Linked DNA regions of Homo sapiens: region 1 is linked to region 2. Evidence: chromatin loops called from intact Hi-C (ENCODE). Cell type or tissue: B cell. All regions are shown on one strand.

Evidence for each region. A loop is a pair of places that touch in the nucleus more often than their neighbours do. Peaks named below come from ENCODE experiments on the same cell type or tissue, not always from the same donor. Only the 100,000 strongest peaks of a DNase experiment are listed, where the experiment ranks them.
Region 1: a loop joins it to region 2, with 2.3 times the contacts of the local background. A loop is called at or near these places in 4 of 110 quality-filtered maps.

What each region holds. Positions count from the first base shown.
Region 1 is chr1:235,839,949-235,847,948 of GRCh38, reverse strand. The region is part of intron 1 of LYST (lysosomal trafficking regulator); the gene reads left to right. Among named protein-coding and RNA genes, the nearest start is that of MIR1537, 9.1 kb to the left of the region's middle. RefSeq lists an enhancer at 5,648-5,847. In B cell, CTCF peaks have their summits at 4,127 and 4,327 (motif pointing right); DNase peaks (open chromatin) are centred at 4,418 and 5,538; H3K4me3 peaks cover 1,221 bases; H3K27ac peaks cover 6,113 bases.
Region 2 is chr1:235,951,337-235,959,336 of GRCh38, reverse strand. LINC02768 (long intergenic non-protein coding RNA 2768) reads left to right here. Exons shown (of 3, transcript NR_183724.1): 2 at 1,334-1,455. It overlaps LOC105373215 (a long non-coding RNA gene), which reads right to left. Exons shown (of 5, transcript XR_002958490.2): 4 at 4,305-4,464; 5 at 395-1,426. Among named protein-coding and RNA genes, the nearest start is that of LINC02768, 17 kb to the left of the region's middle. In B cell, no CTCF peak of the experiment used is centred here; DNase peaks (open chromatin) are centred at 3,243 and 4,376; H3K4me3 peaks cover 881 bases; H3K27ac peaks cover 5,217 bases.

The DNA of each region.
Region 1 (8,000 bases), 110 kb after region 2:
GAAGTCCCCCACTATTATTGTGTTGCTGTCTCATTTCTTAGGTCTATTAGTAATTGTTTTATAAATTTGGGAGCTCCAGTGTTAAGTGCATATATGTTTAGGATTGTGATATCTTCCTGTTGGACAAGGCCTTTTACCATTATATAATGTCCCTCTTTGTCTCTTTTAACTGCTGTTGCTTTAAAGTTTGTTTTGTCTGATGTAAGAATACCTTGCTGGCTTTTGGTGTCCATTTGCATGAAATGCCTTTTCCCACCCCTTTACCGTATGTGAGTGCTTATGTGTTAGGTGAGTATCCTGAAGGCAATAGATAGTTGATTGGTGAATTCTTATCCATTCTGTGGTTCTGTATCTTTTAAGTGGAGCATTTAGGCCATTTACATTCAATTTTAGCATTGAAATGTGCGGTATGGTTCCATTCATCATGCTCCTTGTTGCCTCTGTACTTTTGTTTGTTGTTGTTTTGTTTTTGCTTTTTAACTTGCATTTTTGTTCTATAGGCCCTGTGTGATTTATGCTTTGAAGAGGTTCTGTTTTGATGTGTTTCCAGGATTTGTTTCAAGACTTGGAGCTCCTTTTAGCAGTTCTTCTAGTGGTGGCTTGGTGATGGCGAATTCTCTCAGCATGTGTTTGTCTGAAAAAGACTGTATCTTTCCTTCATATATGATGCTTAATTTTGCTGGATACAAAATTCTTGGCTGATAATTGTTTTGTTTGAGGAGTCTGAAGTTAGGGCCCCAATCCCTTCTAGCTTATAGGGTTTCTGCTGAGAAATCTGCTGTTAATCTGATAGGTTTTCTTTTATAGGCTACCTGGTACTACTGTTTCACAGCTCTTAAAATTCTTTCCTTCATCTTAACTTTGGATAACCTCATGACAATGTGCCTACGCGAAGATCTTTTTGAGATGAATTTCCCAGGTGATCTTTATGCTTCTGTATTTGGATGTCTACGTCTCTAGCAAGGCCAGGGAAGTTTTCCTCAATTATCCACCCAGATATGTTTTCCAAGCTTTTAGAATTCTCTTCTTCCTCAGGAACACTGATTATTCTTAGGTGTGGTCATTTAACATAATCCCAGACTTCTTGGAGGCTTTGTTCATATTTTCGTATTCTTTTTTCTTTGTCTTTGTTGGATTGGGTTAATTCGAAGACCTTGTCTTCGAGCTCTGAATTTCTTTCTTCTACTTGTTTAGTTCTATCGCTGAGACTTTCCAGAGCATTTTGCATTTCTAAAAGTGTGTCCAAAGTTTCCTGAATTTTTTATTGTTTTTTTTCTTTATGCTATCTATTTCTTTGAATATTTCTCCCTTCACTTCTTATATCATTTTTTGGATTTCCTTGCACTGGGCTTCACCTTTCTCTGGTCCCTCCCTGATTAGCTTAATATCTAACCTCCTGAATTCTTTGTCAGGTAAATCAGGGATTTCTTCTTGGTTTGGATCTATTGCTGGTGAACTAGAGAAATTTTGGGGGGGTGTTGAAGAGCCTTGTTTTGTCATATTACCAGGGTTGGTTTTCTGGTTCCTTCTCATTTGGGTAGGCTCTGTCAGAGGGAAGGTCTAGGGCTGAAGACTGTTGTTCAGATTCTTTTGTCCCACGGGGTGTTCCCTTGATGTAGTATACTCCTCCTTTTCCTATGGATGTGGCTTCCTGTGAGCCGAACTGCAGTGATTGTTGTCTCTCTTCTGGGTCTAGCCACCCAGCGAGTCTCCCTGGCTCCAGGCCGGTACTGGGGGTTGTCTACACAGAGTCCTGTGATGTGAACCATCTATGGGTCTCTCAGCCATGGATACCAGCGCCTTTTCTGGTGCAGGTGGTGGAGGGTGCAGTGGACTCCGTGAGGGTCCTTAGCTTTGGTGGTTTAATGCTCTATTTTTGTACTGGTTGGCCATGTTTTAATGCTCTATTTTTGTGCTGGTTGGCCTCCTGCCAGGAGGTGGCGCTTTCCAGAAAGCATCAGCTGTAGTAGTACAGAGAAAGATATGCGGTGGGCAGGGCCCTAGAACTCCCAAGATTAAATGCCCTTTGTCTTTTGCTACCAGGGTGGATAGGGAAGGACCATCAGGTGGGGGTGGGGCTAGGTGTGTATGAGCTCAGCAGCTCCTTGGTTGGGTCGTGCTGGGGCTGCTGTGGGGAATTGGGGGTGAGATTCCCAGTTTACTGGAGTTGTGTACTTAGGAGGATTATGGCTGCCTCTGCTGAGTCATGAAGGTTGTCAGGGAAGTGGGGGAAAGCCAGCAGTCGGAGCCCTCACCCAGCTCCCACGCAAACAGAAGGGCCACTCTCACTCCCACCGTGTCCCCCCTAACTGCCGGGAGTCTGTTTCCAGGCTGAGGGCTAGATGGGCTTGAAAACTTCCCCGAGGCTATCCACCTCTCAGCTACGAAAGAAAAGGGCTTTAGTTCTTCCTTCCACCTGTGAAGTCTGCGAGCTGGATTTGCACCCTCCCCGGAGTTCTGGCCAGCAGGCTTCTCACCGCGTTCAAATTGTTAGAAAGTTAGGCTAGAGAATTCCTTTCCCTGTGGGGTTTTACCCCCTGCTCCTCTAGCCACCCTCCCAATGGATCCTTGTGGTGCCAGGCAGGAATGGGCTACTTAAGGACCCAGGGAGCTCCCAGGGCCTTTCTGCTGCATTCTCTACCCCTGTAATTCACTAGGCTTGGCTCTCTAACTTGATTCAGCTCAGGTAAGGTCAGAAACTTCTCCAGCAAACAGACCTTCAGCTTCTCCAGTGGGGGTGTGTGTTCAGGAGAGGAGGGTCTCCCTTTCCCACTTGCACAGTTGGGGCACTCACAGTATTTGGGGGTCTCCTGGGGCCTGCAGGAGCAATCCGCTTCCTTCAGAGGGTCTGTGGGTCCTCTCGGGATTGCTGGTTTGTTCTTGCAGTGGATCTGGAGCTCAAATTCACAATGCAAGCCACCACATGCTGCTCTGTCCAGAGCTGCAATCTAGTCCTGCCTCCCTTCGCCATGATCCCAGGAGCTCCTCTCTTTAGTTAGGAATCATTCTGATGGTTATTGCTTAACACATCTAGTATTGACTAAAAAGTTACACAGTAAAGCTTAGATTAACAGATATTTTCTTGCTTAAATATTGTACAGTTCAACTGATATGTTTTAACTGGCTTATTCTTTAAAGAGAATTATATTAATCTGAACAAGTGCAGTTTCCCCCTCCCCCTCTTTGGTCCCCTTCCCCCCACCAGTGTCCTGCATTTCAGACATATAGTTCTGTGTTGTAGTCTAAAAAGTTTGTAGAGAGAGGTTTAAAAATCTTGTTTCCAGGTGTATGTATTACAATCCAGTGGACTTGAGTAAAGGTTCTGGATACCATTTAGAGGTAGTATTTAGTGTTAGGGAAACGCCTTTGCCTGTTGTCTAATTTCTAATCGACAGAAGAAGAAAGGCTATGTATCTTCTAAACTTGCTTATTTCAGTTTTAGTTAATTACCCCCCAAAACATATGTAACTCCAAGACAACTGGGATAGTAGAGTCCAGTGACTAATCATTTCTGTGACCTTGGACCTGTAGGCCTCAGTTTTTCTCAACTGTAGAATGTGGGGTTAGAGAATATGATATCTAAAATTTCTGCCATTATGACAACATAAGATTCTAAGTTATTCATGTTTATTCCTTTATTCATGTCATTTATGAAATGATATAAATGGTGTTATCTTTTTTTCTCATAAAGATTTTTTATTTTTACTGATGTGTTGTAAAGACTATATGAGATCTTTGAGAAAGTTGCTAATCAATCTATCAATATATATTAAACTCTGGAGAGCTGGGATTTAGAATAGTTAAATCCATATAAACTAACCTTTATTTTCAAGAAGGCTGCTTCAAATCATGGCAGATTTTGATTTAACAGAATTTATTGGGCACTTATTATTCTGTACATTATTTTGCCTAATTCTTAAAATAACCCTGATTTATCACAGTCTCCTCTTTGGCACATAACATTTTTGAAAAAAAGTCTTTCCAATGGCAACTTCTCTAATACTATTGAATTGAGAAAATTAGGCAAGCACGTAGTGTTACTTTAAAAGGGAATTTTCCAGGATTTTTTGGCATTTGGTGAAAGACTAACAAGTCTTTTGGGTGTTACTGTTTGATGAGGAAAAAGTATGCTTTCTAATCAACCTATAAGAATAAATATCATTATTATAACCTTTTTTGTTGTTTTTTCCTTTTACTTCTTTTTTTTCTTGTGGAAGCCACAAGACAAGGAAAAAGCAGAAAATACAGGGACTTCCTATTTTTTTTTTCAGTGCTTCCCTGGAAATAGCGTTATGAAACAGAACATCATTTTCCTCACACTGATCTGAGGAAAGCTTGCAGTGATCTTTTTCTTCCTTCAGATGGCACTGTCTGTCATAAGGTGTGCAGCTAGTACTGAGCATTTACATAGAGCTATAAAATTTGTCAACAATGTTTACTGAGGTTATATAATTTCTTAGGCTCCACATAGCAACTCTGTGGGGTAGTTTATGGAAGAGGCAGCCAAACTTCACACAGCTCTGTGTGACTAGCTAGTAATTGCTAGATTCCTGATCTGCGGCTTCTGGGTCCTATTTCACTACTGTCATGATGCCTACTGTATGTATATCCCACTATTCAGAACAGATTCATAAATAGTGAAAATAGAATGAGCTGGAGCATATTAATAAATATCTATTAAAATATTTACTTAATAAATAAATATTGGAATTAATGAATTTATGAAAAAGGGAACTGTAGCACAATGGACCCCTTTCCCTTCTTATCACTGTGGCCACTGGCTATTTGATATTTATTGAAAAGGAAACTCAGCCACCTAGGGACCATTTCTTGCCCTGTTGTTGAGCTTGAGATTTTATTTTCAGTGGTACATGTAATGTCCTTGGTAGCATTGTCTAGAACACAGACATGACAAGGCATCTAAAAATGCCATTATATGAGGAGCTGCCCTAAAAGTGAAGAATATATGTGGTCATGACTTGCTGTGAGGGGCGGGTGTAGTAGTTCTCTGTGTCAAGAAGATAAATGCATGAAAATCCACAAGACTGAGGGTGATAGCTTAATTCTGTAATCTTTTAGGTGGATAATAAGTTGTGGAAATTAATCACAGAACTGGAACAGAGCTAAGATATCAAAGTTAACTATCCAGATGTCTGCAGGAAGTCTCATTCAATGAAAGCAGAGCCACTGTTGACTGACTTTAGTGACCATTTCATTTCCAGAAGGTAAAGGAAATAATCCAGGGAACCAGTACTCTTGAGTCTATCTTTGACCTAACTTGACTACGAGGGGCTTAATTAGACAAGTTAACCTAATGAAAATCCTGAGAGAGAGGCCACGCCATTCATTCGGCAAATGAGTAGAATCGAATGCCTGCTGTTAGCTGTGTTCTGTTCTAGATGCTAGAGATTTAGCAGTGAATACAACAGACAAAATCTCTGTCATTATAGGGCTTTCATTTTAAGAACTTACAATGATCTGTTGTCCAAAAATACTAGCTTCATGGTTACTTAACTGCAAGGACCTTAACTTTCACTTCACTTTAGACATCTGCTTGCAGGGCCACACTGTGGATGTTGTCATCTGGGACCGCTTGTTTCAGAAATCTAAAAATTCTAACATCTTCATTCCCACATTGTGTACTCTTCAGTCTGGTAGAGATCCACACTTCCTTGATTGCCTGGATTTTCTGCTTGTCTATCAACATTTATTTTCCTGGCCTCTTTCTTTTTCCTACCCAGTCTGTGTCTCATTTTTGGCCATAAGGACTGTTCTTCCACCCATACCCTTGGGTCCCCTTCACTTATGCTTCTGCTGCCTCCACCCACCAAAACTCCCATTTCCAGATCAGTGATAACAGTCTGCACTGTCTATTATTAGACCCAAGCAGCTGAATCCTGCTGGTGAATCTGAAATAGCTGAAAAAATCCATACCACCAGAAATTCATGGTTTTCCACCTCTGCTAAGCTAGTAGCCAACCAGTAAATTATTTTGTCTGTCATCACTACTTTCCCCCATTTGACTATTCTTCCAATAATTATTCTAAATTACTTAGCCTTTAGCCCCCAATCTCTAGACTCTCTTCTTTAAGCAGACAACTTTGCCTATTACTTGAATGAAAAAATTGAGCCAGTCATTCTTGAGCTCCCTCAGTTTCTGGCCTTCCACCTGTTTTCTATATCTGCAATTCTCCTTACCTCCTTTCCCTCAGCCTCAGAGGATGATGTGTCCCCTCCTGCTTCCCCGCCCCAGCCTAACCTCTTCACCTATACCCTTGATCCAATCCACACTTATTTTCTCCATGAATTTTGTCCTTCATTCATTCGTTCTCTTGCCCCTGTCTTCAGTATCTTCCCTTGTGCTGGCTGCAGTGGTATGCTAGTAAAGTGGCTCTCCTGGAGAAAGAAACAAAAAAGACCCTAATGTGTAGCATTTGCCCATTTCCATGATGGAAATACTCTCACCATGATGATTTTAAGCTACCAACATGGTGCCAGTGATGCTGGGAAGAAGTACACACAATCAGAGCTGATAGGAGATGGCTGGCCACGCCGCACCACCTCTTATTTCTTATAGCCTAAAAATACGGTTCTTCCAATTCTTTAAAAAATACAAATACTTGAAAAAAAAAATTCCTTAACCTATGCCTCCTTCTCCAGCTCCTCTCTATTTTCTGTTTTTCTTTTCTAATCCTGCCTTCTCAGGAGAGTCTATACTTGCTATTTCCTTATTCGGTCTGGTATTGGAAACCATGAGATGGAGTTAAGGATAGTTGTTGAGAAGGTATACATTTTGAGCATTGCTGAAATTGGAATGAAAGGCATGGTGGATTTAGTCTCAGTAGTCACTGTAAAGAAGTTAGTCACTGGCCTAATAGACAGAGGACTCAGCTCACCTGGTGTGGAGTGGTTTTGCCCTGACAGCAGACTCTGCACACGTGCCTCAGTTCTTCTTGTGTGTTCTTCGCAGGTGACAGTACCATTTATCCAGTTAACCAAGCCAGTATTCAGAGAGTTGTCCTGATCCCTCCCTTACCACTCACTTCTCCATCCAATTAATCACCAAAATTGTGCTCATTTTAATTCTTGGATATTTAATAAAATTATATTATTCTACTGTTGCTTTAGAAAAAAATATCCTTACCATTTGCTTGGAGTATGACGCCAGTCTCCAAATTGGTTTTCATGCAGCTAGAGTTTTCTCCATAAAATGTGTCTTCCACATTGCCACTAGAATGACCTATGTGTTCAAGATTGACCATGCCACTCACATGTTCAAAATAATTCATGGGCTTCCTGTCACCTGTAGCAGTGAGTCTCAGCCCTGACTGTTCATTAGAATCACCTATGAAGCTTGTTAAAAATACCGATGTTTAGGTCTTGCTGTGGGTTTAGCAGATTAGGTTCTCTGATCATGGGGCCTAGACAAACTCTATAGGTGATTCTGATAAGACTCACTAGCCAATAGATTAAAGCCCAAGGTTCTTAGCATAGTGTACAAAAGCCTTTCACCATCTGGTCTTTGCCAGCCACTCCCTCCATCCTCACTTTTCCTGTTTCTCATTTTGTAGTTGTGATACCAAACTTACTGTAATTTCTTCAGTGACAACTTGAGCTGCTGTTTCCATCTCTAATGCTTTTCTTCCCTTCTTTTCTCCCTTTACCTGTACAACTTCAATTTATTCTTCATGAAGCTTCCCTGGCCACTCAAATTGGGTTAAGTGCCCCTTAGCAGTACATAGTACCCTATATATTGATTTGCCTTTGCCACCGTAATGTAATCTTCTTGAGGGCAGAGACTGGAATTACTTTATGTTCTTAGTGTCTGATACAAAGTGGTTGTTTTGTAAATGATAGCTGGCAGACTAATAAGCAGGAAGAGGAATATGGAACAAAGCCGGAATATAGAGAATTGGAGTACAGAGTTCCTAAAATTCGAAGAAAAGGTAGGTAAGATGCCAGAGATAGTCTCTTGAAGGGAAAGTGGTTACAAGGTGATA
Region 2 (8,000 bases):
CAAAGTACAGGGATTACAGGCATGAGCTACTGTGTCCAGCCCCAATTCTTCTTCTTTTTTTTTTTTTTTCCCAAGACAGAGCTTTTTTCCAAGACAGAGCTACTGTGTCCAGCCCCAATTCTTTTTTTTTTTTTTTTCCTCACTCTCTTGCATAGGCTGGAGTACAGTGGCATGATCTCTGCTCACTGCAACCTCTGCCTTCCAAGTTCAAGCAATTCTCCTGCCTCGGCCTCCCGGATAGCTGGGATTACAGGCGTGCACCACCACGCCTGGCTAATTTTTATATTTTTAGTAGAGACGGGGTTTCACCATGTTGGCCAGGCCGGTTTCGAACTCCTGACCTCAGGTGATCCGCCCATCTCGGCCTCCCAAAGTGCTCGGATTACAGGCATGAGCCACTGCACCCGACCCCTGTTCTTACATGAGCTAAAAAAAAAAAAAATCTATATGCTAGAGAAGCAAGGATTCATGGAAGACAAAATAAAATGCATCAGCTTTTTTAACTCATTGAAAATCTTAGACTATGAAATCATATCACTAGGCCATGTGAGTAAAAGGGTTTATACATCATTAGGTAATCTCCTGAGGTAAAACATCCTCTCTGAGTTTCAAACACATGCACCCATCCCTGACAAGCTGTAGACAGTAATAGGTATTTCCATCTACGATAAATTGTTCCAGTTGTTTGACAAAAGTTATTTCATGAGATTGTTACAGTAGGTAGCTAGTCAGACACAAGCAGGGCAGGAGAGGGCCCCCTGCACACACCAGGAATGTCAGGCGACCATCTAGTGATGGTCAGGCAGTTGTTAACTGTCTAGAATAATAATTGGTTGTAGCAAGTGCCTGGGAAATGTTGTCTCCCAATAGACAGAAAATACCTGAAACTGGTGATGAGCAGCTTCCCGATAAGATCTCAGGAGGTGGGCGAGTAGGCTAAGCACGCACACTAAGAGGCAAACTGGTGGAGTTTAACTGGTATACGACCTTCCTCTAGTAACACTCGACTGGTAAGGAAAGAGCGCCTCAAGTGAGCTTGTGCACAATTTTGGTAAACGCACTGCACTTGAGGCCCCTCCTGAGCGCTGGCAGGCCACCGCGCATGCGGACAGCCCACCCAAGGGAAGAATCAGAGGAGAAGGACCGCAAGCCCCTGGAAGCATGCTGAAGTATTAAACCCCAAGTCAAAGGTCAAACAATGCACTTGGTCTCTCAAGCCGCCCTCTTGGCCCTCTCCCAAGTGTACTTAACTTCCTTTCACTCCTATCCTAAAACTTTTCAAGAAATTTTCACTCCAGCTCTAAACTTGCCTTGGTCTCTCCTTCTGCCTTAGGTCCCTTGGTTGAATTCTGTGTTCTGAAGAGGCAAGAATTGAGGTTGCTGCAGACCTGTATGGATTCGCCACCAGTAACAAGATCTCAGAACACTGGAAAAATCGATGCACAAAAAAAAAAGGTTAGCGCTGACTGCAACACTCTAAAATAATGACCACTGTTTAGTCGTCAGTGATATTACAGTCTAATCTCATTTATAAATACATTTTTTAAATAAACAATCTCTTGAAGGATAATGTACATTCTGAAAAGTGCACAACTCTTAAGAGTACCTACAGCTCAGGGCATTTTCCCAAAGTCAACGCCAATGTAGAGAGTCACTTTTGAGGGTAAACAAGAATTTGAGGGAGAAAGAGGTTGTTAGCAATAAAGTGACATCCAGCTCATCAGGGGCTTTTCCCACTGTGATTACCAACAAGACCAGTGGTGCCAATGGACACAATTGTAGAGGAGCTTTTGGGGACATAGCATCAGATGCACTTGGTGGCATCCGATAACCACAACTTTGCTGTTCTGAATAAGGCAAATGGGCCAAGGGTCAAAAAGATAGATGGATTATAGTCCTTTGATGTCACCTGTATTAATATAGTGCCAGTCTTAGTATTTGATAGGGTGCTGAGGGAATGGGGAGGAATCTTAATAAGTATTCTAAAATTAGCTCTTAGAAACCTGGAGTTACATTTTGTTGGTTGCTTTGGTCAAGCAAAATAAAGGATAATATATAGCTTTTGTAGGTACCCTCTGGCCCCTCCTCCCAGCCTGTTTCCACCCCTCCTTCCCGCCTGTTTCCACCCCTCCTTCCCCACCTCCTCATCCCCCATGAAATAAACATTATAGTAGCACTCAACTGTTAGGACATCTCAAACTTTCCATCCAAATGCTCTTTAGGGCAAAAGAGCTGAATTGTACCCCCTTAGGGAGGGGACAGTGGAGGGGAGCTGTAGGAGGGTACCTGTGGAAGGCATGGGGACATATCAAAAGCTAGATATTCCTGTGACGTGTCGTGGTTTATCTTTTAAAAATCTGCATGAATCTTGCATTAAACTCTGTAGTAATATAAAGTTTCAAATGTCCCATTTTAACTCCTTAACCATGTGTTGTGGTGAGACCTCCAGCTTTGTTCCTTTTACTCGATTGCTTTGGCTATCCAGGGTCTTTTGCATTTCCACATGAATTTTAAGATTGTTTACTCCCACTTCTGTGAAGAACATTATGGGTATTTTGATAGGGATTGCATTGAATCTCTAGACCTCTGGGTAATATGGACATTTAAATACTATTAGTACTTCCAATCCATGAATATGGGATAGTTTTCCATGTATTTGTGTTAATTATCTGTTATGGGTTGACTTGTGTTCCCCCAAAAAGATATTTTGAAGCCCTAATCCCAGTACCTCAGAATGTCATATTTGGATTAAGGTGTTTGCAGATGTAGCTGAGTTAAGATGAGGTCATTAGGATGGACCTTAATACAATATGACCGGTGTCCTTATTAAAAAGGAGTGAAAAGCCTGCTGGGATTTTGATAGGGATTGTGTTGCATCTACAGGTCACTCTGGGGAGATTTGCCATCTTAATAACATTGAGGCTTCCAATCCATGAACATGGACTGTTTCTCCATTTATTTAAGAAGGGCTATAATTCCTAAGCAACTATTACACTCAGGCCCTTAGCCTAAATCACATATGGTGTGCCATTTACTGATGTGGCATCTGAGGCCACAGACGTTAGGAAGACTATGAAGATGACACATGGCTAGCATGCTGGGATTCGAGGCTCCATCTGTGTGACGCTGTTTCCACTTCATCCTGTTGCTTCTTCTCACTGTTAAGGTGGCTGACAGCGCCCCAGCTATCTCTAGTTTAGGGCACTTCACTGGCATAACTGGTTGTCTTAAAAAAGAGAAGAGAGATTGATTGCAAACAAAAGAGAGATTGGATTCTCTATAGTGACCTGGAAATATGTTCAAGATACAGACGTAAGTGAGTAAGGAAGTCACAGAACTGTGTATATTTTATGGCCTATTTTTATACAAACAAAGACTTATGTGTATTTGCACTTAGGGAAGGCCTGGAAGACGATCCAAGAAATTCTTAACAGTGACTCTCTCCAGGGAGGATAACAGTGATCATGGTCAGATTAATGAGGACTTTGACTTTTCATCTTACATTATTGTCTATAGTCATTAGGATATTTTACTATAAGCAGCTGGACGTGGTGGCTCATGCCTGTAATCCCAGCACTTTGGGAGGTTGAGGTGGGAGGATCATTTGAGCCCAGGAATTTGAGAATAGCCTGGGCAACATAGTGAGACCCTGTCTCTACAAAAAATCTAAAAATTAGCAAGGCGTGGTGGCTTACACCTGTAGTCCTAGCTACTAAGGAGGCTGAGGTAAGAGGATGGTTTAATCAGAGGCTGAGGTGGGAGAATGACTTGAGCCCAGGAGTTTGAGTCTGCAGCAAGCTATGATTGTGCCACTGCACTGGGTGCAAAAAAAAAATTAGAAAAAAAAAATATATATATATGACTATAAACATGCATTTCCCCCTTACGCAGGAGTATCCAATCTTTTGGCTTCCCTCGGCCACATCAGAAGAAGAATTGTCTTGGGCCACATATAAAATACACTAACGCTAACGATACTGATGTATTGCAAAACAATCTTATAATATTTTAAGAAAGTTTACGAATTTGCACTGGGCCACATCCAAAGTCATCCTGGGTCACATGTGGCCTGCAGGCTATGGGTTAGACAAGCTTGCATTGAAAGAATCGAGTTGGGTGGTAATGGGGTAAGATTTTCCCATATTGCCAATTGTAGAACCTCGAAAATGGGAAGTTGTCTGGTTCCGCTTCACAACCGTAGTGACTGTGGAGTAACAGCCTTCTGAGAATGCACCTTGCAGGAATGAGAGCAGAGGAGGAAGTTGCACACAAGCACATGCACATATGCACCTGAGGGAACACACCTGTATCTGTCATTCCCCAGGGCTGAGTGGAGCTGCTGCCCGAAGACTAGGCTGCCAGCTGTTCCTCTGGGGTGCGTAGGCCACTTACCCCATCTCCAGAGCCACTCACCCATGGCTGCTGCGGGCCTTGCAGCAGTTCCTGTTTGGGGATGAAGGTAGCCTGTGAAAGTGACAAAGAGGAAGCTGTGGCTGCAACAGTGAGAGCATGGTGTGGGGGGGCCCCCTGCCCTTTGCCCTCTAGTAATGGGATTCTCCTGGGCACCTGTGCAAATGGCTCAGCAGGAGACGGAACGCTCCCTAGTGGAGACCATGGAGTAGGTGAGATCTTCATACTGATTCTCCTTCTCCCTTCTCCTGTTATTGCCCCTTACCCAACAACCTTCCCCGTCCCCTCCACACCCCACCCTTCCCTCCACTGGGGTGCTTGTTTTTGAGTTGGAGTCTCGCTCTGTTACCCAGGCTGGAGTGCAGTGGCATGATCATAGCTTACTGCAGCCTTGAATTCCTGGGCTCAAACAATCCTCCAACCTCATTCCCTTGAGTCACTGGGACTACAGACACAGGCCACTATGCCTCTGTTTTTTTTTTTTTTTTCTTCTAACTTTTGTAGAGACAGGGTCTCCCTATGTTGCCCACACTGGAGATTGGGGCATTTTCACACTGCATTGAAATGACCACCTCCCAAACTGGCCTGTGAGTGTTTTGAAGGTAGGGACTCTTCTCACTGATCTTTGCTTTCCTGATACCTAGAATCATACTGGGTACATAGCAGGCACCTCATAAATATTGGTTGGATGAATAGAAGGATGGAGCTAAAGCAATGAAAGCTGACATATTTCCACCCAAAACAAATGTTCCTCCATTCCAAACTCTCTCCCATTGCCTAGATGTGGCCTCACATCTCAGTCTGCTTTCCAGTGAGTATATTCCTCTGCACACACACAAGCACACCGTGGGAGACACCGGTGTTGTCCTCACTGGTCCTCCTAAACATCCAAATGCATAGCAGCCTGTGAGAACAAGACAAGCCACAGGCCAGGAGAAAATATTTGCAAAACACATGTCTGATGACTGATGTCCAAAATATGCCAAGAACTCTTATACTCAACCATAAGAAAAGAGATGGCCTAATTAGAAAATGAGCAAAAGATCTGAACAGATACTTCACCAAAAAAGATATACAGATGGCAAGTAAGCATAGGTAAAGAGGCTTAACATCAAATGTCATTCAGAAATTATGAATTAAGTCAACAGTGAGATACAACTGCACACTTATTAGAACAGCTCAAATTCAAAACACTGAGAATGTCAAACATACTGAGAAACCAAGAACCCTGAGAACATGCTGGTGAGGATGGGAGCCACAGAAACTCTCATTCATTGCTGATGGGAATGCAACGTGGTGCAGCCACTTCGGAGCACAGTGTGATCATTTCTTGCAAAGCTAAATACAGTCTTGCCATAAGATCCAGCAATCATGCTCCTTGGTATTTACTCAAATGAGTTAAAAACTTACAACTACACAAAAAACTGCACACAGATGTTTATAGCAGCTTTATTCATAATTACCAAAACCTGGAGACAATCAAGATGTCTTTAAGCAGGCGAATGGATAAACAAACTATGGAACACCCAGACAACGGCATGTTATTCAGGGCTAAGACGAAATGAGCTATTGAGCTCTGAGAAGACATGGAAGAAACTTACATGCATATTACTAAGTGAAAGAAGCCAATCTGAAAGGCTACATATTATGTAATTCCACTCTATGACACTGGAAAAGGCAAAACAATAGAGACAGTTAAAAAAAAATCTGTGGTTTTGGGGTAAGGTGGGGTGGGGAAGGGATGACTAGTGGAGCAGAGGGGATTTCTCGGGCAGTGAAACTATCCTGTGTGATACTACAATGATGGCTACATGCCATGATACATTTGTCTAAACCCATAGACTGTGTAACACCAAGGGGAAGCCCTAATGTAAACTTTGGACATTAGTTAGTAATAATGTATCAATATGGGCTCATTGATTTGAAAATGTATACCACACAAATGCAAGATAATAATAGAGGCTAAGGAGTGTATGGAGAACTCTCTCTACTTCCTGCTTGATTTTTTCTGTCAGCACAAAATAGTTCAAAAAATAAAGTCTAGGCTGGGTGCAGTGGCTCATGCCTGTAATCCTAGCACTTTGGGAGGCCAAGGCGGGCAGATCACCTGAGGTCAGGAGTTCAAGACCAGCCTGGCCAACATGGTGAAACCCCACCTCTACTAAAATACAAAAATTAGCCAGGCATGATGGCAGGTGCCTGTAATCCCAGCTACTTGGAAGGCTGAGGCAGGAGAATCGCTTGAACCCAGGAGACAGCAGTTGCAGGAAGCCGAGATCATGCCACTGCACTCCAGTCTGGGTGGCTGAGCAAGACTCCGTCTCAAAATAAATAGGTTGGGCGCAGTGGCTCACGCCGGTAATCCCAGCACTTTGGGAGGCCGAGGCGGGCAGTTCACGAGGTCAGGAGATCCAGACCATCCTGGCTAACACAGTGAAAACCCATCTCTACTAAACATACAAAAAATTACCCGGGCGTGGAGGCGGGCACCTGTAGTCCCAGCTACTCGGGAGGCTGAGGCAGAAGAATGGCGTGAACCCAGGAGGCGGAGCTTGCAATGAGCCGAGATCGCACCATGGCACTCCAGCCTGGGTGACAGAGCAAGACTCTGTCTCAATAAATACATACATACATACATACATACATACATACATACATACATACATACAGTCTGTTACAGAGAGAGAGTGGGCAGCCCCTGCCACCTTATTATTTGGCCTATAAACACATCAGGATATTCGCAATAACACGTTGCTGCTGGGATCATTAGCATCAAATATTTGCACATCAAGGGTCTTCTGTGTGCCCTGGGACACCCAGGGGCGAGAGCAGAGAGGTGCAGCAGGTCAGTCTGGTGGGACCTTCATTTCCAACCCACTCTCTTCAGTCTGGTCAGCTCAGGGTCTGCTCCTGGCCCTGTCGTTGCCCCTGACAAGGAGGCTATAGGAACACCATGGACTTTCCAGTCCCATTGTAAAGCACTTGAATCTCTTAGCAAATCAGGTGGCTGTTTACAGCAGCTCCTGCTTCCCCCTGAATACGTCTCCTTCACCTTCTCTGGGGCTTTCCAGCCCTGCTCTTGGTGAGGAAGCTCTGGGAAGAGAGAACCAGTCTGTGCTCTGCTCCACCCAGAGGCCTTGAATTGACTTTTTAAACTATGCACGTATAACTTATAACTGTCCTTTTTTTTTTTTTTTTGAGATGGAGTTTCACTCTTGTCACCCAGGCTGGAGTGCAATGGCGCTATCTCAGCTCACTGCAACCTCCACCTCCCACGTTCAAGTGATTCTCCTGCCTCAGCCTCTCAAGTAGCTGGGATTATGGGATTGTGCCACCACGCCCGGCTAATTTTGTATTTTTTAGTAGAAACGGGGTTTCTCCGTGTTGGTCAGGCTGGTCTCGAACTCCTGACCTCAGCTAATCCACCTGTCTTGGCCTCCCAAAATGCTGGGATTATAGGCGTGAGCCACCGCACTCGGCCAACTGTCCTTAGATGTTTAAAACACAGTGAAATGAAACACAAAATCAAAGGTTTTGTTTTGGGGCTGGAGACAAAAGAGCTGGAATTATTGAAGATGCAGGATGGAGCT